Regions from separate parts of the Homo sapiens genome. Here region 2 is linked to region 1. The links are chromatin loops, found by intact Hi-C in ENCODE. Cell type or tissue: mammary epithelial cell. All regions are shown on one strand. Links, peaks and the distances in the headings refer to the core of each region. The heading gives the core; the rest is flanking DNA.

Region 1 (16,055 bases), core at 7,271-9,770:
AAAGGCTTCCCCAAGGGTCTGTGCACCACAAGACTGAAGGGAAAATTATAGTAAAAGGGGCCAGAGGATGGCAAAAATGAGAGAAATCAGGTTCCTATGGGCTCAAAGAAAGATTGGCTTGCTTGGATGTAAACTGAGATTCATACCTTTCACAATGAAACAAAGCAACACAAAAGTGCACCGAGAAATACCAGTGTGCCTCAAAAGTGCAAGTGAATGGATTTGAGAAGGAGTCTCGCTCTGTCACCTAGGCTGGAGTGTGGTGGCGTGATCTAGGCTCACTGCAACCTCCCCCTCCTGGGTTCAAGTGATTCCCCTGCCTCAGCCTGCCAAGTAGCTGGGATTACAGACGCCTGCCACCACGCTCGGGTAATTTCTGTATTTTTAGTAGAGATGGGGCGAGGCTGGTCTTGAACTCCTGACCTCAGGTGATCTGCCAGCCTCAACCTCTCAAAGTACTGGAATTACAAGTGTGAGCCACTGAGCCCAGCCAAGCGGATGGATTTCAAGGGTTTTCATATATATGCTTATAATCATATTTAAATGTATTGATGGGGTTACAAACTTAAAAATGTCCTATGGCCTCCTATGGCCATTTTTTTTAAGCAAATGAAACACCATATTCAATTTTATGCATTTGGAAGTTATTTTTTTGTGTGAATGAGTTGGTTCAAGCCAAATTCATTCATAGGAAATAATTCCTGAGCCCAGGAAGTCCAGTAGGTCTCAGGTGAAATGTTGGCAGGTGGAGGTGTTTCTAGCTAGTATAGAACCGCTGATGAGTGTGTTACTGCAGGTTCTACTATAGGGTGGAGAACCTTTAGGATATATATTCAGACCATTTGGAAAGTCCGTCAGAGCTCTTCCATACATTAAAAAATGACATGTCCTTGTGTCTTGAATTCCTGCTTTACTTATCTAGTAATTTAGATACACGTGTGTGTCATAGATTGAAAGAAAGATGACCAGGAGAATTGAAAACAGACCTATACAGGGGAGAAAGTGGGAGATGATGGACAGAGATATTGTGGTCAAAGTTTAGCAGTCAGAGAGGCCTTGAGCATCCTATCCATTAAAAGTAGCAGACAGGCTGTATTATTAGTACTGTCCTTCTGAATCTGTAAAGCATTAATGTTTGTCTCATGCCCAGCCAAAACCAAACTCCAAGTTACCAGGATGCTACCTGGAGACAAAACTGCCCTTATCACCCACTTTGCTGCTGAAAACCCGTTACTGACTGTCCTACCCTGGAGGATGCAGTTCAAAGAGTCTTAGCATGTTGGGAAAGGTCCTCTACCATCTGGCCCTACTTTCCCACTACGGCTTCATCTTCTCTTCTTAAAGCTCCCAAATGCTGGGCTGAGACAACATAGGGAAATCATGATCATATCACTTACCAGCACTGCATTCCTGAGAAGTCTATTTTTCTGAACTCTTGAAATTAGGACAGTGACATAGTTTTTCATAGGGCTGTTATGAGGAATAAATGAGGTAAAAATCCACTTTTAGGAATGAGTAATACTGCCTTTATCACCCTGCTCTGTCCATTACAAACAGTATTTTTCCACTGGTCAAAATGTGTATTTTTCCATCAAAATCTAGTGCAATTAGTTCCTCTTCTTTATGACTCATCTATTATCTCATCTATTAAGTTACAGTTGATCCTTCCTTTGCATCACAGCTTTACAATATATATCCTCCATTATCTTACATAACTCATTTTTGAAGTTACTTGCTTATATATCTGTTTTTCTTCACTAAATTTTGAGCTCCTTGTGGGAAAGATTGACCTTTCATACTTACCAGCCAGTACTCATCACCAGTAGTAAGCATATATTACATTAAATAGAAAGAAAACACAACATAGGAACTCTGAATTGTGATTTGTCATTGCAACTTAATTTGAATTCCATGGTTTAAAGGCTCATATAATCCTTGGGCATGAAATCAGTTTAACTTGTGGGCATCTGATCATTCCATTTCTACTCAGGCCAAATGTTTTGCTTGTTTTGTTCAAGAATTACAAATTTAGAGTTTATGAAATTTTATTTCCAAAAACTATTAAGAAGTAGAAGAATTTTTTTAAGGAAAGATTTTATTCGAAAGGGTTATTGCAACAGGGAGAATGCTTCAACTACAAGTTTTACAAATGTCCTAAAGTCAGACAGAAAATATATTTTATTATATTATTATTTTTAATTGACACATTGTAATTGTACTTGTTTATACAGTACAGCATGATATTCTGATACATGCATGCAATGTCATGATCAAATCAGAGTAATTATTAATAGCATATCCATCATCTGAAACATTTATCTTTTTTTGTGTTGGGAACACTCAAAATCCTCTTTTCTATTTGAAGATATACATAAATTATTTTATAGTCACCCGATAGCACTATAGAACAACAGTCCCCAACCTTTTTGACACCAGGGACCGGTTTCATGGAAGTCAATTTTTCCATGGATGGGGGAAGGCGGGGGGAGGGGGCGAGAATGGTTTTGGAATGAAACTTCCTCCTCGGCTCATCAGGCATTAATTTAAATTATCATAAGGAACCTGCAACCTAGATCCCGCGCATGCGCAGTTCACAATAGGGTTTCTACTCGTATAAGAATCTAATGCTACCGCTGATTTGACAGGAGGCGGAGCTCAGGCAGTAATGCTCACTCACCTGCCTCACACCTCCTGCTGTGTGGCCCTGTTCCTATCAGGCCACGGACTGTTACCGGTCCATGGCTCTGGGGGTTGGAGACTAGAACACTAGTTGGAACTAGAACACTAGAATTACTCCTCTTATCTAGCTGTAATTTTGTATCTGTTATTAACCAACCTCTCCCTGTCCTCCCCTCCCCTCACCCTTTCAAGCCTCTAATAACCACAATTGTACTCTCTACTTGGAAGAACTTTTAAGAAGTGGGTTTGTCGGACTCCTCCCTATGGAGTTGGCAGTGCTGTACAATGGGTGTGTGTGCAGGCAAAGCAGATCCATATCTCTGTTAACAAATGTAATTTATAACAAGTAAAAAGAGAACTATTCAACTTAATTTCTTTAGAGTGAGGGTAACTAGTTCCCAGGATTGAGGCTTTTACCCGTGTTCATGTAAGAACGTATCACATGTTTTCCATTCTTCTATCACATGAGCACCCTCTAAAGGGTAAACGCTCAAATTTAAAATTTTAGTTTTATGGTACTTAAGGCAAAAAGACAATATAATGTGGGTCTCCCATAAATGGCAATAGCAGAGTGTTTTTAAAACTTGGAAAGTGTTTTTTAAAACCCAGAAAGCTAGGTTGCAGCATTTCAATAATTTACGATGTTGGGTGAAATGGATGGGTAGATCTATGCAATTATCTTGCTCTCATTGGCTTCGTGCATAATTAGATTAATGCTCCCACTATTCTGAGAGGGATTTATAACCATTTGATCAAGAGAAGAACAGAAATATCTTGCAGGCTGGAACTTCAGTTTGCAAAGCCAAATCAAATGCTCAGAGGCATTTCTTTGAAGAAAACATCTCTTATGAAAATCATAGAATTGCAATCCAATCATATCAAGAAGTTTATCTGTCTATCTAATTTAATTTCTGGGTTAAAATTATACCCAATACACTGCCACGAATTCCTATCCATTTCTTAAAAGTTCTTCCACTTCTTAATAGTTTATAGGAAGAAAATTTTATAACCTCTGAATTCTTTCAGGATCATTGGTTCTACGAATGTCAAGTGTTTCAGAACTTGGGCTCTGTAGCCAAACTACCAGATGTCGTCCATTGTGTGCCCTGGGCCTGGATGATCAGCTCCCTGAGCCTTGGTCTCCTCATCTGCAAGACCTCCTAGTGTAGTGAAATACAAAATGGTCCATGCAGAGCACTTAACAGAGGTTCTTAGCAAGTAGTTAGTACTTAATAATTGTTTGTTATTCAGAAATATTTATTAAGTACTTACTTGGTAAATCATATTGACTTGACATTACATTAGTTCCTGGAAAGTATATAGCAAAAGTACAAAATATTGTCTCTGTCTTCACAGAGTTTATAATAATAATACATTATATAATAGTGTTTTTTTTTTAAGTCATCTTACTTGAACCTCACAACAACTCTTTAAAGCATTTAGGACACTTTCCATTGGTATTTTACATTTTATTTCAGAACTTGGGCTCTGTAGCCAAACTACCAGATATCAGCTGCATGCCCTGGGCTCAGGCAAGATGAGTGAGTTTGCTGAAAGACAGTGAGTGACAGGTCTGGCTCTCAAGGCTCTGTCTTCTAATTAATGTCATTTCCAGTCCATGTCAGCTCTTCCCCCTGAATACGTAGTTGAGACCAAAATACATAGAAAACAAAGAAGACATCATGAAAATATACAGCCATGTCCTAAATTGTGTGAATCGAGCACTAGCTCAGAGTTAAGGAAGGAGAATAATTAATGTGGCCTAGAGTACTGGGAAAAGCAAAGCAAAAATAAAAATTTTAATTAAAGGTAAAACTAATCAACTTACCCACTGACCATTTTTATTCTGAAATATAACTAAACATTGATTTCCCCAAGTGTTAAACTAGATAAATATAACTTTGCTTAGTTTTGTTAAAATTTATTAAATTAACACTTTTTAAAATTAAAATTGTATTGTGTCCTTTTGTTATACTATAAACACATTTAGAATATAAATGAAATAACATAAGTAAGTGAGGTGTTTTATGATCTTTGAAAGAAAGGCCTATATAAACGCAACCTCTCAACGCTGGGAAGTTATGAACACAATTAAGTTGCTCTCTCATGGAATTCTGTTCTTTCCAACTACACTGAGAATAAAGTGGGGGACATAGATTTCTACTTATTTTTCTAAAGTTCAAGAATCTCTAAGCTGTGGTTAACTTTTGGCATGAGACCACAAAAAACACACTCCAAATATTCATCATATTCATAGGTTAAGTAGGGTACACAAGATGTAATTGATTTATTGGCCATTGGTCACTGCAGTCATCGTATAGGCCTGAATGCAAACTTGCCTTCTCAGCTGTATTGTGTTCTTAAAGGAACCTTGAGAAGCAAGATAGACTTTGGAAAGTTGGTGTCATACATCTTTCCTGTTTCCTGTCCTTAGCCTCCACAAATGATGATCTTGGAGAAACTCAACTTCATGAGAGTCTTTGTTGGAACAAATAAAATGGTAAATAGATTTTCCCCAACAGATCTGCACCTGGTGTGTAATAGACTATACCCAAAACATTTCCAAATCTTCAATATTAGTCTTTCACACTCAGTCTGGAGAATAAATTTTTCTTCTGGATTCTCTCCTTTTGGAAGGGGCATCATCTTGGGATCAAACTAACAGGCCTAGATTCTGTTGTTACTGGATGCTTTGTGCCATTATTTTTCCAGCCCTGACAAGAAACTGCTCTTCTAGAGGGACCCATAAAACTTACCTAGTGGCTTTGGTCTGAACTTTGAAATGTACACTGCAAAGAGTTCCAAAGGCACACATGTTATTTGGGTCCTAGTGGAATGGTCTCAATATATAAACTCTCACAATGTAATGGGAGAACATCCTTAGTGATTCACCTTAAATGTACCCCATTCTTTTTTTTTGTCACCACTTTGCCACTTTCCTGCTCCATGTCTGCATTACGTAGCAATTTAAGACCTCATTTATATAGCTCATGGTTGTGTCAACCAGCATAATCTGGCAATTCACTTCACTAGGAACCTTACATCCTCTGCCTTGGTTTATTTAAATTTTAGACATTATATATACATATTTTTGGCAGGTTCTCACTCTGTTGCCCAGGCTGGAGTGCAGTGGCACAATCATGGCCTCAGTGCAGCCTCAACCACCTGGGCTCAGGTGATCCTCCCACCTCAGCCTCCCAGGTAGCTGGGACTACAGGAGCATGCTACCACACCCAGCTAATTTTTGTTATTTTTGTAGAGACAGGGTTTCGCAATGTTGCTCAGGCTGGTCTCAAACTCCCAGGCTCAAGTGATTTACCCGCCCTGGCATCCCAAAGTGCTGGAATTACAGGTGTAAGCCACCTCTCCTGGCCCTGAAATATCTATTTAAAATATATATTTTTTGTTTACTGCTAAGTTCAGCAGGCAGTGATATCATGTGACCTATTGTCTGGGAGCTCCTACCAGAAACTACTATGTCAAAGTGAGCTAGCAGATACAGTTAGTACTGTACTAGGTAATGACAGTAAGTCTCAGCAGTTTTAGTGGGCTACGTAGAGAACTCAAACAAGTAAAACTTTTGCATTGCAAGAAGTTGTTCCTTCTCATGTGAGCAATTGAATCTGCTTCTAGTTCTCATGTTTCTAGCACTGCTGTTACCAGTTCAATTTTGGGTTCTCTGGGCTAAGTCACACATATACCCACATAGACACACACACACACACATACACACACACACACACACACACACACACACACAAACATTTTATGAGAAATTATGCCCCCCACCCTTAAATGTTAGATTTTTTAAAAACTCTGGAACTTTATAAATAGTTTTTCAACAGTTTTCTTTGGTCTCTTGTTAAGTATTTGAATACCTGCTAAATCTGAACATTATCTTTAAAAGTTATCTAAAAGAAAATAAGCATTCATGCAATGTTGAAATAACCCTGATATCTGCAAATATCATTACTAGTGTTATTTAAAAATAGTCAAAGACATTGCAGATTTGACCACAGGAATGTATATCCATGGAATTACACAGTGTCTAGTTAATCCATTGTTAAATTTATAGATTCCAAAAATGGAGGTAATTAGCAATTAAGTATATTATTCTTTACTATATACCTCTTTGAAGGCACAGATGTATCTATTGGTCAAGTACTTGAAGAGGAGTTTGTAATTTAAAATTAGAAAGAGTTATTAAAAACAATTTAATACTATGCCCTTTTTCAACAGCAACAGTAATAGAAACCTAGATTGGCAAAGTTACATTCTCAAGATCACATGACTTTTTTGGGCCAGAGACAGAGAACTCATGTCGTCTGGCTTCTGATCCACTGACGTTCCCCCGTACCCCATTATATAAAGTTGACTTCTCATACATTTCTATGAAAAAACTTTACTAACATTGAATTGCTGAAAATGTGGGAAAGAGTATAAAGTTATAATTGTATAAATTTGGTCTGGGGCTATGATTAATTAGAGACAAGTTTTGATATAAAAAATGGGTTCTCTCAGGTCAAGAAGTTACCTATATTCGTATCACTTGGTGACCACCTACACTTCATGGCCAGAAAAGCTTAGTGCCATTTGGTCTTGGGAAGACCTGAGACTGGTGCTCAAACCAGAAGTCTCAGCAGGGCACAGTGGCTCACACCTGTAATCTCAACACTTTGGGAGGCTGAGGCAGGAGGATTGCATGAGACCAGGAGTTCAAGACTAGTCTTGGCAACATAGTGAGACCCCAAACCTAGCAAAAAAAAGACTGCTGGGCATGGTGGTGTGCAACTGCAGTCCCAGCTACTGGGGAGGCTGAGGCAGGAGGATCACTTGAGCCCAGTAAATGAGGTTGGAGTGAGCTGTGATTATGCCACCGTACCCCAGCCTGGGTGACAGAGTGAGACCCTGTCCTTAAAAAAAGGAAAAAGAAAAAGAAAAAAAAAATACCTGGATGTCTCTAGGAAAGAAAATTGTAATAATCCTTCTAGTCAAGAAGCTTTCTCCTCAAACTAACAGATCTGTAGTAAAGGAATAAGTTTAATGATATCATCAGGGAAAGTATGACCACTACAACTAAAAAGCCCTAGTATGGAAATAACCAAATAGAACAAAGTGAAGGAGCCCAGCAGGGGTCTGCAGAACACAGCTGAATAGCAAGAAAGGAAAATATTTCCTTTTAACTCTCTTGTTGGCCAGATAAAAAAAAAAATTAAAATGTAGCTTAGAATGTCCCCACCTTTGCCCAAATCAGTTACCATGCACACATCTTCTTTAATTGATTTAATGCAAACACTGTGTTTATAAAATCTGATTTTCTCAAATCCTTTCTTCCATCTACTCATCCAACCAGTATATGTTTTCTATAAGAATCTCCTGAGTCTATGAAATTTTCATGTTTATTCCTAGGATGCTTTATTTTAAAGGTGCTGACTTCTGAGTAAATTAACCACATAATTATACCCTGTGCCATTTTAATCAAATAGATTAAAGAAAAGAAATAAGAAGGCTTGTCAATGAAACTTTTACCAATTGTTGGAAATGCTCTTGCAGTGGAATTAAACACTAGTATATCCAGTTTGTCCTTGTTCTTGGTTCAACATATTACTATCAAAGTCCTTTTTCAAAGTAATTTAAAAATTGGAAAATTTTTAGAAATAGGGAAAACCTGAAAAAAGACCCAAGGTTATATGAGGAAATATATCTGTAATTGTCATGTAAGTCATATTGGAAACAGATGCCAAGGAAGAGAATGACCCAGATGGTGATTAAAGAGTCATTGTCCTTCCTTAACCTTGATTATCTTCCTTTTCTGGTTATCATTTTATGTTTAATCAATACAACTTTTTCTTAGGTCTTTCCTTCATCCTACTTTCTTCCTGTTATGAGTTGAGCAGTGTAAATTCTTCTTGCCAGATTTCAGATGATGAGGATTTGGAAGTGCTGGTCACGACATGAGTCACAGTGACACACAGATTACTCATAGATTTCCACTCCAGGCAGACAGAATGACTATTAACAAGGACTTCTTTAGGGCTGTTCAACAACAGGGGACATGATTCAATGGAATAAGATTATTCCACATGAATTTTTGGGTGTTTTACCCAAATGTAACTTTTTTTTTTCTCATATGACCTTAGTGCATCGGCTTCCTTACTAGTTAAAACAGTCGCATATCCTTGGAGAGGAAATCACCATATAATTAAGGCTTAGGTGTGGTTGACAGGCCGTAATGTTCCTGTATATTGGAGAATGAATTAGCCAGGCTTTTGCCCAAGCTCCTTTGCCAGAGAAAGGGAACAGAAAACACGGTGACTGGAAATGACTAACTAGAAGAAAATACAACCTCAAGCTAAATATGTTTTTTGGAACATAGAAATAACTGTATCAGGTCAAGCCTTTTGAGACTTCCTTTGTCTTTTCTAGGAGCAAGATGGTCAATAATTCCATATGTATCATCATTATCAAAGTCAAACATTTACTGAGCACTACTAAAAGGTTTAGGGCTCTATTCTACACACTTTGTTCACCTGCCTTCAAGGCTTACTTTCTAATCAGAATAATTACTGCTGCAAAGTCATTCACTGAGAAAGTGCATGAGAAACCTGCATAACACTTGATCCTGGAATTTACATGCCTTACAAAAATGCAGTAAGCAGGAAATTTTGTGTGTCAAGACCTTATTACAGAAACTGATCCCTGAAAGAGTGGTCAGGTTTGGTGGCTGAGTGTGAATGGACCAGGTTGTTCAGAGTAGGCACTTTCACCAAGCAGAGTCTAACATATTAATTTAATAATTCTAAGAGAAGTACCCAAAATATGGAAGACTAATGTCAGGTGCCGGGATAGCACAGTTAACAAGTCAGGTAAGGTGCCTACCCTCATGAAGCTATATTCTAGTGTGAGACAATCAACATAAATAATTACAGACTGTCATAAGTGTTATAAAGCAAATGGTTAAGATGCTGGATGAAGAATAGTGAGAAGACTACTTCTGGTTGTTGATCACAGAAGGTTCCTACAAAGAACTGACAGGTCAGCTGAGACTTAGGAAAGGAGAAGGGGCCATTAATGTAAAAGTTAGTAGGTATGGGTAAGGTCTGTGATGTGTTATTAGGCAAAGAAAGACAAGGTCAGAGAAAAGTATAAATGAAAAGGACAAGAAAATTATGTTTTTATCACCATTAGCAGTACAACTAGAGTGGAGTGATTGGGTGAGAAATAATAGATCAGCTGAGAAAAGGATGCTAAGCTTCAGGTATGACAAAGAGAGGCCCATGCAGTGTTTTCTAACCTTGCACTCTCTTTGGTATATCTGTCCTCCTTCCTGGCCCGTTCCTGGCTCTGATGGTCACCAAGTGTACTGGAATATTTTTTTTTTCTACTATTACTTTACTTGTCAAGTGCTTTTGACTTCTTTCTCCAGATCAGTTAGAAAGTAAGTATCTTGAAGTGCAGACAACATACAACATTTCTCTCTACTCAGAGCATCTCATCGCTTGGCATGTAGGTGCTCAATAGATATTTGTTCAAATGAATGAATAAAGTGATAGGGAGGATGCTAAAGTCAAGATTGAATGTAACCATTGTTAGTGGCATCCATTTTGGGATTACCCTAAAATGGTTGATATAGGCAGTGTTTGCAGCAAGGCTGACGCCACTTGACTCATGGTTAAGAGGTCAAGGATGGCAGAGAAATGAAGTATGTAGCTATTCTTATTTCCTTTTAGTAAATTTAGAAGATAGAATAACTCTTTATAGTTATTCTAAAAAACATCTTAGGTTTCTTCTTTCTCTAGACTGTGGTTAGAGGTAAACTAATGTCTTCTAAAGATTCACATTGATTTCAGTCTGGAGTTTATCCCTGCAGAGTGCTGTGGGCATGGAGGAATATGTCAATCATTGAAGCTTTCCTCAGGCCTGGTAATTACATTACAGCCCTTATGCAAGATAAAATCCAGCCTAACTTTTTCTCAAAAAAGTAAAAAAACACACCACCAACACCATCACCACCAAAAGAATATAATTCAGTCATCATGCTAAATGAGCAATTATTGAAAGTTTTTTATTAGGCTAGGCATTGGAAGTGTAAAAACTATCCTATAACTCCACAATGCTGAATTTGAAACAGATCTTAGTCCCATAGCCCAACTTACAATTATGCCAGTTAGGACACTTGAGGGCTAACATCACAGGCTTTCCCAGTAACTCCCCTGAATTAGAATCAAAGTCTCCTTATTTCCAATCCAAAGCCATTTCCACTATTGCTCCATAATACATATTTTACAATAAAATATAAGGAAATGTGTACAGCTAGTTGTCACAATTTGTATCATTTAAAAATATATGTATCACTTGTATCTTAAAGCAGTTGTCATGGACTGAATGTTTACATCCTCCCCAAATTCATATATTGAATCCGTAACCCCCAGTGTGACACTATTTGGAAGTAAGACCTTTGAAAGGTAATAAGGTTTAGATGAGGTCACATGAGTGAGTCCTCATGATGGAATTAGTGTCTTTATAAGAAGAGACCAGGAAGCTTGCTCTCTTTTGCTCTCTCTGCCATATGAGGATATAGTAAGAAGGCAGTTGTTTGCAGGCCAGGAAGCAGGCCCTCAACAGGAACCCATATAGGCCAGCCCCTCTTCCTGAGGCTTCCAGCCTCTGAAACATATTTCTGTTGTCTAAACTACCCAGTCTATAGTATTTTGTTTTGGCAGCCTGAGCTGACTAAGCCAACAACCCATTTTACAGATACAGAAATTGAAAGCTTCAGATGTTAAAGAATGGTAATTTCCTCAAAAAAGTCAAGCTTTAAGCCACTATTTACACTTCGACTTTTCTTATTTTTTAAACAAAATTTGAATTTTTGTTCTTTAAAGAGAATTTTATTTCATCTAAAAAGTATTTAAAAATATCAAGCTTCTTATTTTGACCATTTTAGCATGTTTTCATCTTCAGATTTATTTGACATCCAAGACCAGAGTAACACCAAGAAGAACTTTGATATCCTTTTCAGCCCTCTTCATTTATTCTATATAGTGTTACAGAATTACCTTTGGTTCTATCTCTTACTGTGATGGAAAGCTAATTCTCTGTTATTGTGGCTTTCTCTGCTATAAGCACCTTGTCCTTTTAACACAAGATAAAAAATTATAAGAAAATTCAAGTCATACTTTTGTTCTCATAAGTTCAAATGCCTTGTAGCTGTCTTTCTATCTAAGCAGAGAAGCTCTGCTCCATCACTCCTGTCCTTCTAAGAGCTGAGCTTACTCATTAACTATGTACATCTCCTTCATTCCTGTCTGCTTCCAGTCTTGGTTTTTTAGAACCTGTGCTTACCAGATTTTTCTTTAGAACATTAAAAATTATAACCAAAAAGATAAGGAATCATTGAAAAAGGTGACATATGATGCTTGCCTCTCATGAAAACACTAGTTTCTACTGGTAATGGCAAGATTGATGTTGTCTCTTTTATGAAGTGACAGCAGTCTCAGTGCAAAGGGAAAAAAACCTCAGCAGAAGAAGACAAGAGGATATGCCTCATCCTCAGCTCTGTTTGTAATCCTAGTCAAATTCCTAGTCAAATACCAGGCACTTCCAAGGGGACCACACATCTGGATTATTGCAAGTTTAGAAAGCTTCTAATATCTCAGTCAGAACTCACTCTTTTCCCAGAACTTTGGTTTCTTCTTATCCTTTTGGAATTTACCAAAATAATCAGACATTTCTTTTTAAAAGAGTCACTGAATAAATAGTGAGTAATATGACTCAACTGTTGTGTTTTTAGGCATATGGCAACCAAATTAGTTAACCAAAAGCAAATAGGCTGGGAAATAATTGAATTTTCATAACCTGTCTTTAGCTCTTGGCTTTCTTTTCTTTCCTGTCTTTTTTTCTGAAGCTAATTTCTAGTGAGACTACTTGTTAAAGGTACCAATTGCTTATCCGTCTGAGTACTAGAATCTATTTGCTTTCTAGATTTTTTTTCCAAAATTTGAATTTAAGAAGGCAAGTTGGCTTTTTAGAAAGCCAAGAATTGAATAATAGCAAAAAAATGCCCCAAATGGAACTTTTGGGGCAAACACCTGTGCATGATATATATCCTTGTGCAATTTTGAGTCTACCCTATATCTCAGTTCTTGCTGAATTTTAAAGCTTTTATTCATTTTTCCAGTTTCCTAGTTCTGTTATGCTCTCCATCAAACATGACCGAGCCATATAAACGTATTTGAATGGCTTTCTCACTTTCTCTCCAGTTATTTTGTGATAGAAATCTTACTGAACAGCTAAATAACAACAAAGAGTGAGCAGAAGAGTAAAGGTACAGCAGCAATGGCTTGACCAGCCCATTTTTGAGAACACATTATGGTAGCACTGGTAGAAGTAAAATCCACCTCTTGTCAAATGCCTACTATGTGTCAGCCTATGTGCCTTTTATGCATTTATTAAATTTTCAAATGACCCCAGGATGCAGGTGATCCTACTCCCATTTTATCATTTTGGAAACTGAGGCTCAGACAAGTGAAACATCTTATCCAAGGCCACACAGCTAGTCAGTGGCAGGATCTGTATGAGAACAAAGGTTGTTCTTATTTCTAAGCTGGTTTACTTTCTACTCCACTCCACTTCCAACTATGCTTCCATCCCAATTATAGCTAGTTGGGTCTGACAAAAAGATTCTTATTTTCCCCTTTTTTGGCATCCTGCAATGAATTGAAAAAATGAGTAAACTGGTAATTCATCCATAGAAAAATTGGAGGTAGCTTACATATCTGAAGCCAGAATTTCATGTCTTTATCAAAGAGAGGGTACTCTGTTCAATAATGCATCTCTTACAGTAAGAATTCTAACATATTCATGAATACATTATTGTTATTCGTATTAGTAAATTATGGATTCAGGAATACATTAGTATTATTATTAGTAGTAGTATTTCATGTCTGATTATTCACTTACTGAACATTGATAAGAGCTTCAATTAAATACAAACACAAATGTTGTGCTCTGGAGTTATAGCCTAAAACAGATTCATCATCACACGGAAAATGCCCACATAATGCGGTGGGGTGGGGAGATTTATCAACATAGCCTCAGAAGTAAGTACAGTTCCAATATGGGACTACATGGAAAACCTTGCTTTGTGTTGGATATTCTCAGGGGTTCTGATCAATAATCCTTTAAGGAAAATGTCTTAAGAGAGTTAAAGCGCTTAAGGTGATATGGATTGTGTTAACATTTTTGGCGCTATAGAAAAGTATTTGTTCTATAGAGGTGAAAAGAAATATATAACAAAGAAGCTAAAAACAGTGCAAATCACCTTAGAGTACCTCACATTCTTGAGTGTTTTCTACTTGAAAGGAGGGTTGGCTATATTGAGAAAGTTAAATTTTGAGCTATCTACACAGAACCACTGTTGCTTTACACAGAGCCACTGACTCATCTCTTTGATCAAAACCATGCAAAATAATGTAATTTCACACTTCTTAGAGCATTTTGTTCTCCAGAGAACATATGTCATTTCCCAAATCACATATAAGATGTTTTAATTCTATTTGCTAAGGCTTAGTCTGATACTTGACTAAAAATGAACCAAGTCTATACCAAGATGACAGTAAAGACGACCATACAAAGTTTAGGGGCTTTAGTGGGCTATAGTTCAGGTAGCTGTGCTGTGATAATGCGCAATAGCTGCACAGTTGGGTATTTGTATTGGCAGAGATTTGTTCGCTCTTGATACGTGCTGGGAGTCAATGATGGAGGACCGCTGAAGGGCTATGCTGTTGAGACGATGTGTGTGTGCTGCTAAACTTGGCTTTGGTCATTGTGATGCACTAAGCTCAGTCTATATTGCAACAATCTTCCCAGTTAAGTGACCCATGTGCCATTTATCAGGACACATATTAGAAAGATGCTGTCCTAATTTCAGTTAATGCTAAGTGTAGCCAAAGAAACTCAAATGAATGCCACAGCTCTATTTCACTGCTTTTCATGGGCCTTGCAATAAAAGCTAAACGGTTTTTAGTGGCTTTTGCAATTACACTTCCTTTCAATTTTCCAAAGGTTACGGGGCCTGAACCACACAAATCCCATTAAAGTAAGTAGCTGTTGTGCAATATAAGTTCCTTTGAAAACATTGTTCAATGCCCATAAAATGATCAGCGGGCTGCACTTTAGATCCGCTTGCCTGCCATGCTTTCAACCAAAAGGCAGATGACAAACTTTGATGTGGTAGTTGGTTTCTGCTACTGGAGCTGGCATTTTATCTTCTTGCATCAGATTTTTTCCCAAACTGATGTGACCCAGGCATAGGAAACGCATTTTTCTTCAGATTTTATTCCTAAAATATGTTTTTCCGTACCTTTAAATTACGTTTGGCTGACCAATGATTTGGAATCTCTAAGGTTCCTCCCACAGGATGCAGAGCAGAAGAGGGTGAGGGGTGTTGGAGTTAGCTGAAGCTTGCATGGCAAGAGCAAGGCCTTAGTGAATAGGGATCACCACATGCTGTCAGGTCCCCATGCTTGAGGATGGCACTTTATGCCTTCTTCTCCACCTTCCCTCTAGGGCAACTTCAGCAGCCACATGAGGAGTCCAGAGTGAACTTCATACTAGAGCCGAGGTCAGGGCTATTGTTCTCTTTAACTCATATTTGAATGCACAGAGGGTAGCCTACCTTGGGCTTACAGTCTTCTTTTCTCAAGAAGTTCTTCATATGTATTCTAACATTGTGATCCATTAGAAACACCCATCTCTTTTAGTACCTCTTTCTTGTGTATTTTCTTGGTGGTTTAAGTAATTCATGTATCCTGCAGCCGCTTTTCTAGTAAAAGATAAAAATGAAAGAATAATTCCTACATTTGCAGAGGAATCAGACCACAAGGCTTTTTCCCTCTCTAAATCTGGTGACTATCCTATCTGATAAAGAAACACTGCAAAAGAATTTTTCCTCTGTGGGTAAAACTATCCAGAGACAAAAGACAATGCTAACATAATTACTTGCTATGTATTGTTAAAAAGAATTCAGAAATTACTCAGTCCTTTAAAACTTTAAATAAATCACTAAAATTCTAATATTGTGGGACTGCTTCTATACCATGACATTACTATAACTCTTTCAACTTTTACTGTAATGTAATATGTCAAGGAATCCTATCTCTTTTCTATAGAAATACCTGAATACATTAAGGTGACAAAATATTTACAGAGAAAATATTGAACCATAATTTTTAAAAAGTATTTGATAATATACTAATATATGTATATAAATTTAGAGCCTGAGAAATCAATATGAATTGGTGCTATCAGAAAAGGTTTATAGAGAAGGTAAGATTTGAGATGTGTTTTAGGAACAGAGAGATTTTAAACTGTGT
Region 2 (16,055 bases), core at 5,561-8,060, 85 kb before region 1:
AGACTAATAGGTGACTGGTCTGACTTTTGTGAATATAAACAGTACTGCAGTAAAGGAAGCTACTAATGTGGCAACTGAAAGTGTGAAGAGAGATGAGATATAGTGTCATGAACAAAAAAATTCCCTGAAATTGATTTCAATTAAGGTAAGCAGAATATGAAAGTATGTGCCTTCTGCAAAACCAGAATATTTTCAAAACTTTCAGCTGTCCAACTTACCTGTGGCACGGAGCTAGCTGAACGATGAATCCTGCTTAATGAGGAATACAAGAAGTTTTGTCCCAACCATGAGGATTTGAAGATTTTATAGTATGACAACCACCTGTATGCAAAGCTTTGTCTCCTGTGGTATAACCTGAAGATGAACTCAAAACCATGAATTTTCATTTTTTTCCTATTTGCCATGCTTCTCAAAGAGTCTCTTGTAGGGAAAGGAAAACAATGAAATCATTATCCTATATTTTGCAAGCACAGAGTCTGAATACTATAATAGTGAAGAAATGATTGCCTGGAATAACAACTCAAATGTGATTTCAAAATATGAGAGAGAAAGGCCAAAAACAGAATTTGAATTGCAAGCCTACTTAATTGTTGATTGGGCTCTAATGGTCTGTTCACTGTACTACTGCCTATATGAACATGAGCCCTATTCCTAATTACAACCCATTTTTGTTGTTGTTATCTAGATGACATCAAGATGTGTGGGATTAAACAGACAGTGCCATGCATACTGTGTAATGATTGTAGCAAAATGCCATGTTTTCTCAAGACCGTGGAGAGAGAGTGATTTCCTCAGTCAAAATATCAATGGCTAGACTTTCAAGGCTGCTACCATTATACTGTTGTCATTCTGGAAACAACAACAACAACAAAATATCACTCTATTGAGTCAACAGACTGTCTTGAGCTTATCTTCAAACTCATATTATTTTACTCTGTAATTTCAAAATTTTTATTAAGTTTCTCTCTGGGAGAGTTTGAAACATGAGTTTTAAAACAGATTATTATTAACATCAGACTACTGAGTTCACTTATAGGAATATAGAGAAATAACACTACACATTTATATATAATCTGTCTACTTTCAAAGAAAGGATTTGAAGTAGGCTCTTCAGAGTAAATGAGCTAAATACAATCAGCTTTTTCTGTCTGGAAATTCAAGAATCTAACGAGTGCACCCAAAGAATGGCAAACATAGCATTTTCTTCAGGACTGTCACAGTGCCCTGCTTCCAAAGGATACGACACGCAAAGAGTTCACAGCTGTGCTGTCATCGCAAGTTTAAATTTAACACTGGTGATATCATAACCATGGAATATAATTTTTTAAAAATATCACAGCTGAATTTTTAGATTACTTAGTATCATTAAGAAGTGAGCTCCACCAGGCTTGATAGAGACTACTGACATTTAAGAGCATACAATGAAGGAAATTTATTTAAAAATCAGCTGTGTCACATACTGTGTTAAGACTTTCATACCTATGATCTCACTTAGCCTCACAACAACCCCGTGAGCTAAGTAGCATTATTCTTATTCTGTACACTAGCAACTTAAGATTTGAAGAGGTTAAATACCTTCTCCAGGATCACACAGATGGTAAATGACTGAACAAGGAGACTCACCCAAGTCTTCCTGATTCCAAAGCATGTGCTCTTTCCATTACACACGGAATGTTGGGAATTCAGATTATATTTCGTTTTGGCCTAGGTTAGAGACCTGCTCTGGACATTTCTCAGGAGTCAAATAAAATAGAGGCTAATGAAAACAGCAAATTCATCTCCTAACAAAGGCTAACACACCTCAGTAGCAAAGGACAGGGTCTCACTAATGGAATAAAAATTATGACATGACCAAATACTCTGTTCTCAGCCATTCCTTCTCATAGATGCAGTGATCTCTTAAAGTCCACCGCAAGTGTTCCTTCCTATGTCCTTTTTTTAAAAATAAAATTATTTCTCTGGGAGACAGGAAAGAATCATATATGAGATAAATTCACACTCAAGTGCTTAGTGACTAATCTTTCTTTCTAAGAAGAAAGGCAGTCAACACATTTTTGGTGTGTGAAGATGATGTGGCTGAAAGCAGAATGGAAATCTGGAAAGGAAATGAAAGAACACTCTGTCTTTTTCACTTTCTGCTTAGGTCAAGTCCTAGACACAGTACTTGGAAAAAGAAGAGAAAAGGAGATTCTGGTGTTGTTTTTTTCTTGAGTAGTCTGGAAACTTGCAATGGGTCAAATTTGCAGTCATGTTCTTGATTTGAAAGATATCTACCTGAAGATAATCGTAGTTTTAAACATTTTATTTTAAATGTTTTAATTTAAATGTTATTTTAATGTTAAAGCATTGGCATCAAGGTTTTTTCTAAATCCTTTGCTTTTACAATTTTAGTGGTACTATACATGAAAGAAACACTTTGAAAACTTAGGAGATTTCGTCCTTTCATACTTGCGAATTTGACTTTTGAACTATCATTAAGTCTGAAGTCCAAATTATGGAGTTGACTAAGACTGATACTAGATAAAAAAGTGTGCAAAACCATGGGATTAAAAAACCTAGTGAGTTTTTCTGTGTCATTGACGTTCCTGCTTAACTGAGTATTGGAGAGTATTACATAATTAAACATAGGATGTACCACAGATCTTAAAAGTCAATAACAAGATTCCAAGCACTGTCCATAGTTGGTAAAACACAAAGTTCCACTTTAAAACAACATTTTTCAAAGCCTCTCAGAAATTAGTCTGCTCTCAGGAAGTCCTGCCGAGGGCCGTCACAATGAGACAAGCTTATGGAGCTGGCAGCCATCTTGTGCAGTGAGAGACGAAGTGTCTGGCTCTGAGCCAAGGAAAGCCAAAGTGATCAATATTACATCCTGAAAGCACCAATGGATCCTTTGTCCCAGAACTAGCGCTTCTGGGAGATGTGCCAGAAGATTCACATGTGCACATATGTGCACACACAGTAACATGATGATTCAGGAAATTCAGTCATATGGGAAGATCAAAAGCACAGCAGGATATTCCTGTGACTCTGGCATTGGTCAGCAATACTTCAACCTCCACATCCAAATATGAAGGCAGCTTAAAGAGCCTGCAGATGGAAGACAAACAGAAACTTGAAAAAATGTACTAAGACGGCTTATTTTTCTCCTGTTGTCCTTACACCTACCGTGAATACTCTGGTGCCTTGCCAGTCACTCCTGCACCACTTTGAAGTTTGAGTCTGTCCCTGAATCCTACAGAGTGGATGCCAGCCTGGCCTGATCTCACCTCTTTAAGCCTTCTGCCTCCAGCATGCTCACAAGTGTTTGGAACATGTATTGGGGATAGAGGGGAATATGATCCCAGACCCAGGTCCAGAGGGCTACTAGAACATGTCATGTGTCTGGCATTGAACAAGATCACATTGCCAATTTAAAACCATCGAAGTGATCTCAGTTTTCTTGGGAAAGAAAAAAGAAAGACCATGTGCCTGATGAAAGAACAATGAAAATATAACTTACACACATAAATATCATCTGCCTGAAAATCCAGGCCATATTTGGGATCAGAAAAATATATTTTAAGTGGATAGTATTAACAGAAGGGCTTAATCAGGCACTCTTGCTACTGTTGTCTTTATGGATAAATTTTAAGGACAGGTGGAGTCAGGCAGGAAGTAAATATTCAATTTAGAACATTTTCCTACATTTAATATCTGCCTCTCTCATCATGTTTGCAATTTTTACAGTCTTTGTTATGAATAGCTTCTCATCACATTTCTAAGAGGGAGATCATCATAATTACAACCTTATGTTATGGCAGAGCAGAAAGAAGTGACTTGGCAAAGGTCATGTGGCAATACAATGTCCTAGACAGGAAGGGAACTGATATATCTGGAAACTATTGTGAGTTGTGCATTCCAGTGTGCATGGCAGAAAGCAAGGCTCAAGTTGCTGCAGCCAAAGCTTAGAGCTTTTTCTGAAGCATGAGTGCTTGGTATAGGTATCACCAAAAAGAAAAAGAAATTAAACTTTAGTAGTATTAACTTGAGCAAAATCCCACTGGAGAAATTTCCAAATTACTGTTACTATTATGGGTATTAGGAGTAAGACAGAGAAAGGATAAACTGCCCTTTAATAATAGAATATTTGATTTGGCATTTAAATGGTTACAAAATCTACTCTTTGGCAACAATTTACCCTGTGCAAAAGTGTTATATTAATTCAGGTAAGGATGGTACCTCCTTCATGAGACTCTCCAGGGGTTCTCTGTGTTCTTGTATGGTCCACGTGGCTATATAATCAGCCAACACATATCCTAGGATGCTGCTTTGCAGTAGGAATTAGATGCTTAAATAATTTTAGAAATGAAATATCATGAAGTCTATAATTTCTACACAATGAATGAGTCATTTGCAGATCCTTATAGTTATTCTTTTCCCACCAAAAAGTTCAAGAATAAAAATCCCCTATCTCCCACCATAACATCAACAAGAATAAGATTGAAAACTCAGAAGAGAGAAACAAAGAGATTCATAGTTAGTATTTTTTCAGAAAATACATGTTTCCCAGTAAGCAAATCTCCTTATAAATATAATTGATTAAAAATGAAAAAAAAAACTCTGAATTTACTGTATGAACTTTGGAATATTTAAAATGGAGAAACCAAGAATTTTCTGTAATCAGTATTAAAATTCTGACATATAGAAGTAAAAATTTAAATAACAAGGTATAGGACAAGACTTTTATTTGATACAGGAAAGGTCTTACTGGAGGAGAATATGACCCAAACTGGATAAGGACAGACACATCTTCCTTGGCCAGATCTGACAAGTGGCTTTTCCCAGTTGTCTCACAAAAAAGAATTACATATTAATAACCCATATGCTTTATGTTTCTAATATTTAAAAAAGAGGTGATTGTAAAATATTTCAAACAACAGAAAATAGTACACTATCACCAGCCATATTTTACATGGTTTAGTATCTTATCATATTCGCTTTAGATCTAATTTTTTGTTGCTGGGCGCGGTGGCTCACACCTGTAATCCCAGCACTTTGGGAGGCCAAGGCAGGCGGATCACTTGATGTCAGGAGTTTGAGACCAGCCTGGCCAACATGGTGAAACCCCATCTCCACTAAAAACACAAAAATTAGCGGGGCCTGGTGGCAGGCGCCTGTAATCCCAGCTACTTGGGAGGCTGAAGCAGGAGAATCGCTTGAACCTGGAGTGTGGAGGTTGCAGTGAGCCAAGATCACACCACTGCCCTTCAGCCTAGGTGGCAGAGTGAAACTCCATCTGACACACACACAAAAAAAGACCTTCTTTGTAAGAAAGAAGACATAGCAGATATATTAATATTTGAAGGGTACAATAGAAGACAATCCTCTCCTGCAATTCCATTTCCTTTTTTCTCTCCATGTTAGTACCTGAAATTGGTGTGTATTTTGTTGTTGTTTTTATACCTTACTACCTGTAGATGTATCAGCAATCATTATGTAGTATCGTTTGCACATTTTAAAATTTTACTTAGATAATATTATGTTGTTTTACATTTTTGTATGATTTTACCCTACCATAGTTATTAACATTTATCCAAGATAGTATATACATATATATATATCTTCTAATTATTGTAACCACTAAAACTAGTCTACATATGTATATGTGTGGGATGCCATTTAATGATAGTTCACTATTATTACTTTTCATTGTTGTACTTTTTATTTTGCATTTCCTTGATTATAGGGAGATTGATTTCCTTTACTGTGATTTCTCTTTTCATATCTTTTGCCCATTTTTCCCACTGGATTGTTTGACTTTGTGAAATTAATTTCTAGCAGTTTATAATATATTCTAAATGTCATTTCTTTGACAATTATATGCCTTGCAAATAACTTCTCTCTACTATGTCTCTTTAATGATTTATAGACTGCTGTATATAATGGCACATCTCACCTCAATTCCTTAAATCAGCCTCATCCACTATACATAGTTGATGCCAAAAAGGAAATATTACAGCAACTTCACTGTGCTTTTCTATCAACCTCATTCTTGTTCAACTTCAGTTATACCTTGCTTCTAGCCCTTGGCTCTGTTTTTCTTTGGCCTCAAATCCAATCTTTTGTATGACATTTGAACTTGCATATCCAAGTTTTTATATTCTGTGCTTCCTGAAAATGTTGTTCAGCACTCAACCTTTGTCATCTCATCTTTTTCCTTCTTGTGTAGATTCTCTGGATCTTATATAATTTATATCCCATGCTTTCATGATTGTGATAAGCTAGATCCTTTGGTCTAGCATTGAAATTTCTCTTAAATGCTAAATCTTTAATAAATGAATTTGTTTTCTTCAGACATATATTTCTATCATAGATCATCTTATTAATGTATTTTATGACTTCTTTATTATCTGTTTCCCTCCATTCCATCCTCCTACAAGAATGTAAACTTTATGAGAGCAAGAACTTTGTCTTTTCACCACAGTATTTTCAATAATTTTTGAATGCAAAAATGAATCCAGATAATGTTCTTTGCATGATTTCTTATTTTTGGAAACCCAGCACAAGTCTTTCTAACTAAGGTTCTATACCGTTCTCACATCATAATATGTAGCTAGTCAATCTTCATTAATTATTTTTGTTGTAATTTCGTTATCAGAGCACCTTTGATAAGTATGGCAGTTTTAAAACATGACTGTAAATTATTTGTCATTTCTCCCATAAAGAGGTCCGATTTGTGTACTCATTCTTGATTTGGGTGAGTTTGTGGTGCCACAGGATTTTTGAGACTGAGTCATAAAAAGTCATGCAATTTGCACCGTGTTTGCTGGAACACTTGCTCATGGAATCCTGAGTCATGATGTGATAAGTCCAACAGCATATCCTGAGGCCACCATACTGTGAGGAAACCCAAGCCATATGGAGAGGTCACATGGCAACATGCAGATCACATAGTCACATGTAGGAGTTCTAGGTGACAGTCCCTGCTTAGCCCAGGCTCTGATTTATTCCTGACCAGTTCCCAGACATGGAAGAAGCCTCTAAATGATTCTGTCTCTCAATTGTTCAAGTCACTCCCAGTCATTTAAGTCTCTTTAGCTGAGTCCACATATACTATGAAGCAAAGACAGAACATGTCCACTGTGCTCTGCCTGAATGCTAAATGCTACCCTATACAAAAAGGATGCCAAATTAATTTTGAGGCCAAAATTCTATTATGGTAGAGTGAAAAGACCAGATAAACCACGTTTTAAATTAAAATGTATAACCAAGCTGACAATAATTTGGATTTGTTGCAAACTAAAACTCCACCTTAATAGATCAACTATCCAAAGAAAAAAATCTTGTTTTCTATACTTTTTGGCTATTATCACAACTCAAAGTGATAGAAGAAAAATAAAAAATTGAAGACTCCAGCAAATATGTTTCTAAGATATCTGATTTGAACAAATCATCCTGGAAGAATACTTTATAAATTTAACCATCATTACAATACCCTCAAGCCCAAAAGCAGTCTAGAGCTTGGGTAATGTTGGCCCAAGAGTTCATTATAATGATGGAATCTATTGCGTCAATACCAAAATCCCCAGCAAAGACTCTTAATATATAAATGGATGAAGGTCAGTACAAATGAACCCATATTCAGGACACTGTCAGCTCATGCTTTACATATCACTCAGGGGCATTTTATTCTACTCATTACTGTCTTCTTAAAGCTCTCCTCTCCTTGGGAATCTGTGACACTATTCTAGTGGTTTTCCTGCTCCCTATCCAGGTTTTTCTTCTAAGTCTTCTGTGGACACCTGTTCCTAATGCTACTGCAAGCACTGTCTTCAGCTGTCGGTTCTTATCAAAGTCATTCACATGAGTGGCCTAATCTACCATATACATGCTGACGACCTTCACATGTCTACCTCCAATTCAGATTTCTCTTGAAGCTAAACACATAATCTGCCCCCTTGGACATATTCCCTTAAAGATAGAATCTTCTTTCTCCCAAGGCTGGCTTGCTGCAGGTGTACTGGTCAAAGCCTAGGAGCCACCCTACCTCTGGCTATGTGTGTTGACTTCAGACCAGAGTGAATGTGCATGGAATCTAAGACACATTTCAGGGCCTGATCCTGGACTGGACATGGCTGTGGGTCCAGGAAAAGGCTGGGTCTCCAGTAAATTTTAGAGGATCAACAGGAATTTTGAAAGCTATCTACAAGGCTTCTTGTAGAAATGCCTAGCTTGATGGCCTATGGAAGCTTTAATGTTTTCAGAAATTGACTTTGTTCTTAGACTGCAGGCTATATGACAATTTTGTCTATTTTGCTTAACATTGTATATCCAACACTTAACAGATTGCCTAATCTAGGATAGGCAGACAATATTGACTGAAGAGATGAATGTATGAATCAATGAGTGAATGAAATATTCTCAGAACTGTTTTCCTCCCAATATTCCCTGTTTTTGGAACGGTGACATCATCTCTTTCCATTTTCCCAAGCCAAGAACCTCAAAGTCATCCTAGATCTTCCTCTCCTAGCCCTCACACGACTGTTTGATCATCAATTCTGTCAATTCTACTTTCTGACTATCTGCCCCTCCTCCCCATCCCCATGACCATTGCCTGAGTTTATCACCAACCTCTTCATCTTTTACATGGCTATCAGAAAGGTAATTCTAAACACAAGTGCCACTACGTCACATCCTACCCAGCTCTGCCACTGAGCTGAATGACTTTGGACAAGTTACTTAACCATGCTGAGTCTTGCAGCAGATTGTGAGGCTTAAACAAATTAATAAAGGTAAGCTATTTAGAACAGAGCCTGGAATAAGGTAACAGTCAATAAATGTTACCTAGTGCTTTTGTTATTATAATCCACTATTCTTCAATAAACCTGATTTGTCTACAGAAAAACAAAAACAAAGGCCAGGCACGGTGGCTCACGCCTGTAATCCCAGCACTTTGGGAGGCCAAGACAGGCGGATCCCCTGAGGTCGGGAGTTCAAGAGCAGCCTGGCCCACATGGTGAAACTCCATCATTACTAAAAATACAAAAATTAGCTAGGCATGTTGGCGCATGCCTGTAATCCCAACTACTCAGGAAGCTGAGATGGGAGAATCACTTGAACCTGTGAGGCAGAGGTTGCAGTGAGCTGAGATCACGCCACTGCACTCCAGCCTGGGCTTCAGAGTGAGACTCTGTCTCAAAAAAACAAAAACAAAAACAAATAAACAAAAGTCAATCCCTTTGCCAAGCATGTAAGACTTTTCTTACCTGACTTCCACTGGTCCAGCCTCATTCCCCACTCTTTTTCTCTAAATGTGGGTGATACCGAATCACTTTGCATTTTCTTTTCTTTTTTTTTTTTTTGACTCTGTCCGCCAGGCTGGAGTGCAGTGGCATGATCTTGGGTCACTGTAGCCTCGGACTCACAAGTTCAGGAGACCCTCCCACCTCAGCCTCCTGAATAGCTGGGACTACAGGCCTGTGCCACCACACCTGGCTTTTTTTTTGGGTAGAGACAGGGTTGCACCATGTTGCTCAGGCTGGTCTGTAAGTGATCTATCTGCCTCGGTCTCCCAAATTACTGGGATTACAGGTATGACACCACCCCTGGCCACTTTGCATTTTTGATACATGTCATGCTTCTTTATACCTTTGCATACACAGTTATCATCCCTTTGTAAACTCCTCTCACATTTAAATTTCAGTTTTAATGCTGTGTCCTCTAATGAACTTTGCCTGACATCTTTAAAGTCAGATGCTTCCCTGAAAGTGACACTTAACTTGTGTATATGACACTCATGTATTTCAGCTCACTGTATTAGTAAATTTTCAAGCAGCATTTCTCTAGCTTTATTAAATTGTATACTTCTTTTGGGGAGAAATAATTCTTTTTAACTTTGTTCCTTTTTTCTATTAATAGTAATAGAGTCTAACATTTAGCATACATTCAATAATTGTTTGTTGAACAAATAAAGCACCCTATTATTAAACCATTAGAAATGACATATTATTGATAGGAAAATAATGTATTGAGTAAATAAAAAAATCCTTTAGAATTTATGATTCTCTTCTGAGAAAAACTTTAGTTCTGTATATTTAATGATTTAAGTAGGTAAGCTCATCTTTTGAAGACGATCCATAGTTAATGGTATTTTACTGTCATATGTTTCTTCTCTAACACTCTGCCTTTCTTTTTCTTTTTTTTTTGATGGAGTTTCACTCTTGTTGCCCAGGTTGGAGTGTGCAATGGCGTGATCTTGGCTCACTGCAACCTCTGCCTCCCGGGTTCAAGCGATTCTCCTGCCTTAGCCTCCTGAGTAGCTAGGATTACAGGTGCCCGCCACCATGCTCGGCTAATTTTTTTGTATCTTTAGTAGAAACGGGGTTTCACTATATTGGCCAGGCTGGTCTCGAACTCCCGACCTCGTGATCCACCCACCTTGGCCTCCCAAAGTGCTGGTATTACAGGCGTGAGCCATTGCACCCGGCCCTGCCTTTCTTTATGTAGATCCAAGTATCTATCATGTCATGTTTCTTCCTTCTGAAAAAATTCTTTTAACATTTCCTGCAAGGCAGATCTGCTAGTGACAAATTCCTCAGTTTTTACTTGTTGGAGAAAATCTTTCTCTTTTAGTTTAGAAGAATGAAGAATTCTAGACTGGTGGTTTTTTTCTTTTAATACATTAAATATTTCACCTTACTCTCTTCTTGTTTGCATGCATTCTGAAAATAAGCCCAATGTAGTTCTTTTTTTGTTTGTTTTTCTTTATTTCTTCTAAAAAAAAAACAAAATGGGATACATGTGCAGAATGTGGAGGTTTGTTACATAGGTATATGTGTGCCATGGTGGTTTGCTGCACCTATTGACCCATCCTCTAAGTTCCCTCCCCTCATCCCCCACCACCAAAAGGGCCCTGGTGTGTGTTGTTCCCCTCCCCATGTCCACGTGTTCTCAGTGTTCAACTCCCACTTATGAGTGAGAACATGTGGTGTTTGGTTTTCTGTTCCTGTGTTAAGTTGCTGAGGATAATGGCTTCCAGCTTCATCCATGTCCCTGCAAAGGACATGACCTCATTCCTTTTTATGGCTGCATGGTATTCCATGGTGTATATGTGCCACATTTTCTTTATCCAGTCTATCATTGATGGGGGTTTGGGTTGGTTCCATGTCTTTACTATTGTAAATAGTGCTGCAATAAACATATGTGTGCATGTGTCTTTATAGTAGAATGATTTATATTCCTTTGGGTATATACCCAGTAATGGGATTGCTGGGTCAAATGGTATTTCTGGTCCTAGATCCTTGAGGAGTCACCATACTGTCTTCCACAATGGTTGAACTAATTTACACTCCCACCAACAGTGTAAAAGCGTTCCTATTTCTCTACAGCCTTGCCGGTGTCTATTCTATTGTTTTCTGACTTTTAAATAATTGCCATTCTGACTGGCGTGAGATGGTATCTCATTGTGGTTTTGATTTGCATTTCTCTGATGATTAGTGATGTTGAGCTTTTCTTCATATGTTTGTAGGCTGCATAAATGCCTTCTTTTGAGAAGTCTCTGCTCATATCCTTTGCCCAATTTTTGATTTTTTTTTTCTTGTAACTGTAAGCTCCTTGTAGATTCTAGATATTAGAACTTTGTCAGATGGGGAGATTGCAAAAACTTCTCCCATTCTGTAGATTTTCTGTTCACTCTGATGATAGTTTCTTTCACTTGCAGAAGCTCTTTAGTTTAATTAGATCCCATTTGTCAATTTTGGCTTTTGTTGCCATTGCTTTTGGCACTTTTTTCATGGAGTCTTTGCCCATGCCTATGTCCTGAATGGTATTGCCTAGATTTTCTTCTAGGGTTTTTATGGTTTGGGGCTTTACATTTAAGTCTTTAGTCCATCTTGAGTTAATTTTTGTATAAGGTGTAAAGACAGCGTCCAGTTTCAGTTTTCTGCATATGGCTAGCCAGTTTTCCCAGTACCATTTTCTGAATAGGAGATCCTTTCCCCATTGCTTGTTTTTGGCAAGTTTGTTGAAGATCAGATGGTTATAGATCTGTGGTGTTATTTCTGAGGTCTCTGTTCTGCTTCATTGGTCTACATGTCTGTTTTGGTACCAGTACCATGCTGCTTTGGTGACTGTAGCCTTGTAGTATAGTTTGAAGTCAGGTAGCGTGATGCCTCCAGCTTTGTTCTTTTTGCTTAGGATTGTCTTGGCTATATCGGGGGGTGGGTCTTCTTTGATTCCATATGAAATTTAAAATTGTTTTTTCTAATTCTGTGAAGAATGTCAATGGTAGTTTGATGGGAATAACATTGACTCTATAAATTACTTTGGGTGGTATGGCCATTTTCACGATATTGATTCTTCCTATCCATGAGCATGGAATGTTTTTCCATTTGTTTGTGTCCTCTCTTATTTTCTTGAGCAGTGAAGAAGTCCTTCACATCCCTTGTTATCTGTATTCACATCCCCTGTTAGCTGTATTCTTAGGTATTTTATTCTCTTTGTGGCGATTGTGAAGGGGAGTTCATTCATGATTCGGCTCTCTGCTTGCCTATTGTTGGTGTAAAGGAATGTTTGTTATTTCTGCACATTGATTTTGTATCCTGATTCTTTGCTGAAGTTGCTTATCAGTTCAAGAAGTTTCTGGGCTGAGATGATGGGGTTTTCTAAATATACAATCATGTTATCTGCAAGCAGAGACAATTTGACTTCCTCTCTTCTTATTCGAATACGCTTTATTTATTTCTCTTGCCTGATTGCCCTGGCCAGAACTTCTAATACTATGTTGAATAGGAGTGGTGAGAGAGGGCATCCTTGTCTTGTGCTGGTTTTCAAAGGGAATGCTTACCACTTTTGCCCATTCATTATGATATTGGCTGTGGGTTTGTCGTAAATAGCTCTTATTGTTTACATGTATGTTCCATCAATATATGTTTATTTAGTTTATTTATATGGTTTATTGAGAGTTTTTAGCATGAAGGGATGTTGAATTTTATCAAAGGCCTTTTCTGCATTTATTGAGATAATCATGTGGTCTTTGGTTCTGTTTATGTGATGGATTACATTTATTGATTTGCATACGTTGAACCAATCTTGCATTCCAGGGATGCAGCTGAGTTGATTGTGGTGCATAAGTTTTTTAATGTGCTGCTGGATTTAGTTTGCCAGTATTTTATTGAGGATTTTCGCATCAATGTTCATCAGGGATATTGGCCTGAAGTTTGTTGTTGTTGTCGTTGTGTCTCTTCCCAGTTTTGTATCAGGATGATGCTGGCTTCATAAAATGAGTTAGAGAGTAGTCCCTCCTTTTCAATTGTTTGGAATAGTTTCAGAAGGAATGGTACCAGCTCATCTTTGTATTTTTGGTAGTATTCACCTGTGAATCTGTCTGGTCCTGTTTGTTTGTTTGTTTGTTTGTTTGGGAGGCTATTAATTACTCCCTCAATTTCAGAGCTTATTATTGTTCTATTCAGGGATTCAATTTCTTCCTGGTTTAGTCTTGGTAGAATGTATGCATCCAGGAATTTATCCATTTCTTCTAGATTTTCTAGTTTATTTGTGCAGAGGTGTTTATAGTATTCTCTGATGCTAGTTTGTGTTTCTGTGGGGTCAGTAGCGATATCCCCTTTATTATTTTTTATTGTGTCTATTTGATTCTTCTCTCTCTTCTTCTTTATTAGTCTAGCTAGCGGTCAATCTATTTGTTAATTTTTTCAGGAAACCACCTCCTGGATTAGTTGATTATTTGGAGGGTTTTTCGTTTCTCTATCTCCTTCAATTCGTCTCTGATCTTAGTTATTTCTTATCTTCTGCTAGCTTTTGTGTTAGTGTGCTCTTGACTCTCTAGCTCTTTTAATTGTGATGTTAGGGTGTCAATTTGAGATCTTTCTAGCTTTCTGATGTGGGCATTTAGTACTATAAATTTCTCTCTTTTGGGTTTTCAACATTGTATTGTTGATTCTTTCTCATCTTCGTGAGTTTGTCTAGTTTCGGTCTTTGAGGCTGCTGATCCTTGGATGGGGTTTTTGTGGGGGCTTTTTGTTGTTGTTGATGATGCTGTTGTTGTTGCTTTCTGCTTGTTTTCCTTTCAATGGTGAAGTCCCTCTTCTATAGGGCTGCTGAAGTTTCTGGGGGTTCACTTCAGGCCTTATTTATCTGATTCACTCCCATGTCTAGAGATGTCACTCAAGGAGCCTGGAGAACAGCAAAGATGGGTGCCTGCTCCTTCCTCTGGAACCTCTGATCTCAAGGGGCACCAACCTGTTGTCAGTAGAATTGCTCTTGTATAGGGTGTCTGACAACCCCTGTTGGAGGGTCTCACCCAGTTGGGTTAACAGGGAGCAGGACCTATTTAACAGAGCACTTTGTCCCTTGGCGGAGAGGGTGTGTTTCACTGGTGGGGGGAACTGACTCATCTGGGCTGCCCGAATTCCTCAGAACTACCAGGAGGAGAGGCTAAGTCGGCTGGTCTGTAGAGACTGAAGCCACCCCTCCTTCTAGGGGCTCAGGCCCAGGGAGATCCAAATTCTGTCCCTGAGGCTCTGGCTGGAGTTATTGGAGATCCTGCAGGAAAGCCCCGCCCACTGAGGAAGGATGGGTCAGAATTAGGCCTGAAGATGCACTCTGACCGCAGGCCAGCTGGTGTGTTGGGCTGTGGGGACAAGTGTTGGGACTGAGCCGTCCAGCCTCCCTGGCTCCAGCAGGGGAAAAGCGCAGCCTGGAGCTATAGAAATGGTTGCTGCCCTTCCGCCACCCAAAGAGCTTAGTGTGTTAGGCAGCTGTGAGTCCCAGTGCTGGTTGCTGCCCCTCCCTAAAGGAGCTCAAACAACTTAGACAGCAGGCAGCCACAGCCGGTGCTGGTCGCCCCTCCTGCTGGGAGTTCGATAGGCTTGATCAGATTCTAGCTGAGAAGCTGTAAGAATCTGTGCATTCTGGGGTGGGGGTGCTAGGCCCTGGTGGACTGGGTTCGCAAGTGGGATCTTCCGATCCGTGGGTTGCACAGTTCCGTGGAAAAAGCAGTTTCCCCGGCTGAGTAGCGTGCTCACTCACTGCCTCCCTTGGCTGGGGGGCGGCGATTCCCCTTCCCCATATGGCTCTCAGGTGGGCCGCAGCACCACACTGTTCTTCCTTGTCTCCATGGGTCATGCCAGCCCTCGAGTCCATTTTGATGACAGAACCTGGATACTTTGGTTGCCGGTAAAGGATTCACAAGCCTATTATGTTTTATTTTTCAATGAGAGCCTCCTAATGCTGTTGCTTCTTGTCAGCCATCTTGGCCCTTCCCCCAGCCCCCGTCCCCGTCCCCCATCCCCGTCGTCCCCAGTCCCCACCCCCGTACCCCGGACCCCCACCCCCGTCCCCCCCCACCAATGTACCACCCCCACACCACCAGTGTAATTCTTATTCTTACTTCTTTATAGGTAAGGTGTTTTTTCCTCTGATTTCTTTCAAGATGTTCCCTTTGTTTTTAACTTTCTGCAGTTTGAAAATTATATGCCTAGATGTAAATTTTGGTTTTTTATCCTACTTGTTCTCTGAGCTTTCTGTATCTGTGGTTTGGTGTCTATCATTAACTTTAGGAAATTCTCAGTTAGCATTGCTTCAAATATTTCTTCTGTTCTGTTTTCTCCTTATTGTCCTTCTGGTATTCCTATTATGTGTATGTTATACATTTTGTAATTGTTCCACAATTCTTGGATATTCTGTTGTCTTTTCTTCTCTTTGTATTTCAGTTTTAGAAGTTTCTATTGACATTTCTTTAAGCTCACTGATTCTTTCTTCAGTTGTGTTCAGTTCATTGAAGTGCCCCTTAAAGGTATTCTTCATTCTTGCTACAGTGTTTTTGATTTCTAATATTTCCTCTTGATTCTTTTAAAAAATTTTCTCCTTTCTGCCTACATCACTCATCTGTTCTCACGTTGTCCATTTTCTCCACTAGAGCTCTCAGCATATTAATCATAGTTGTTTTAAATTCCCAATCTAATAATTCCAACATCCTTGCCATGTCTGACTCTGGATCTGATGCTTGCTCTATCTCTTCAAAAAAATTTTTTTTTGTCTTTCATTGTGCCTTACAA

What was found. A loop is a pair of places that touch in the nucleus more often than their neighbours do. Peaks named below come from ENCODE experiments on the same cell type or tissue, not always from the same donor. Only the 100,000 strongest peaks of a DNase experiment are listed, where the experiment ranks them.
Region 2: a loop joins it to region 1, with 2.0 times the contacts of the local background. A loop is called at or near these places in 1 of 110 quality-filtered maps.

Annotation. Positions count from the first base shown.
Region 1 is chr1:170,699,530-170,715,584 of GRCh38, forward strand. The region is part of intron 1 of PRRX1 (paired related homeobox 1); the gene reads left to right. Among named protein-coding and RNA genes, the nearest start is that of PRRX1, 43 kb to the left of the region's middle. In mammary epithelial cell, for the core only: no CTCF peak of the experiment used is centred there; a DNase peak (open chromatin) is centred at 8,652; H3K27ac peaks cover 1,932 bases.
Region 2 is chr1:170,616,532-170,632,586 of GRCh38, forward strand. No RefSeq gene overlaps it. Among named protein-coding and RNA genes, the nearest start is that of PRRX1, 40 kb to the right of the region's middle. RefSeq lists enhancers at 2,370-3,569, 14,801-15,300. In mammary epithelial cell, for the core only: no CTCF peak of the experiment used is centred there; a DNase peak (open chromatin) is centred at 6,830; H3K27ac peaks cover 1,089 bases.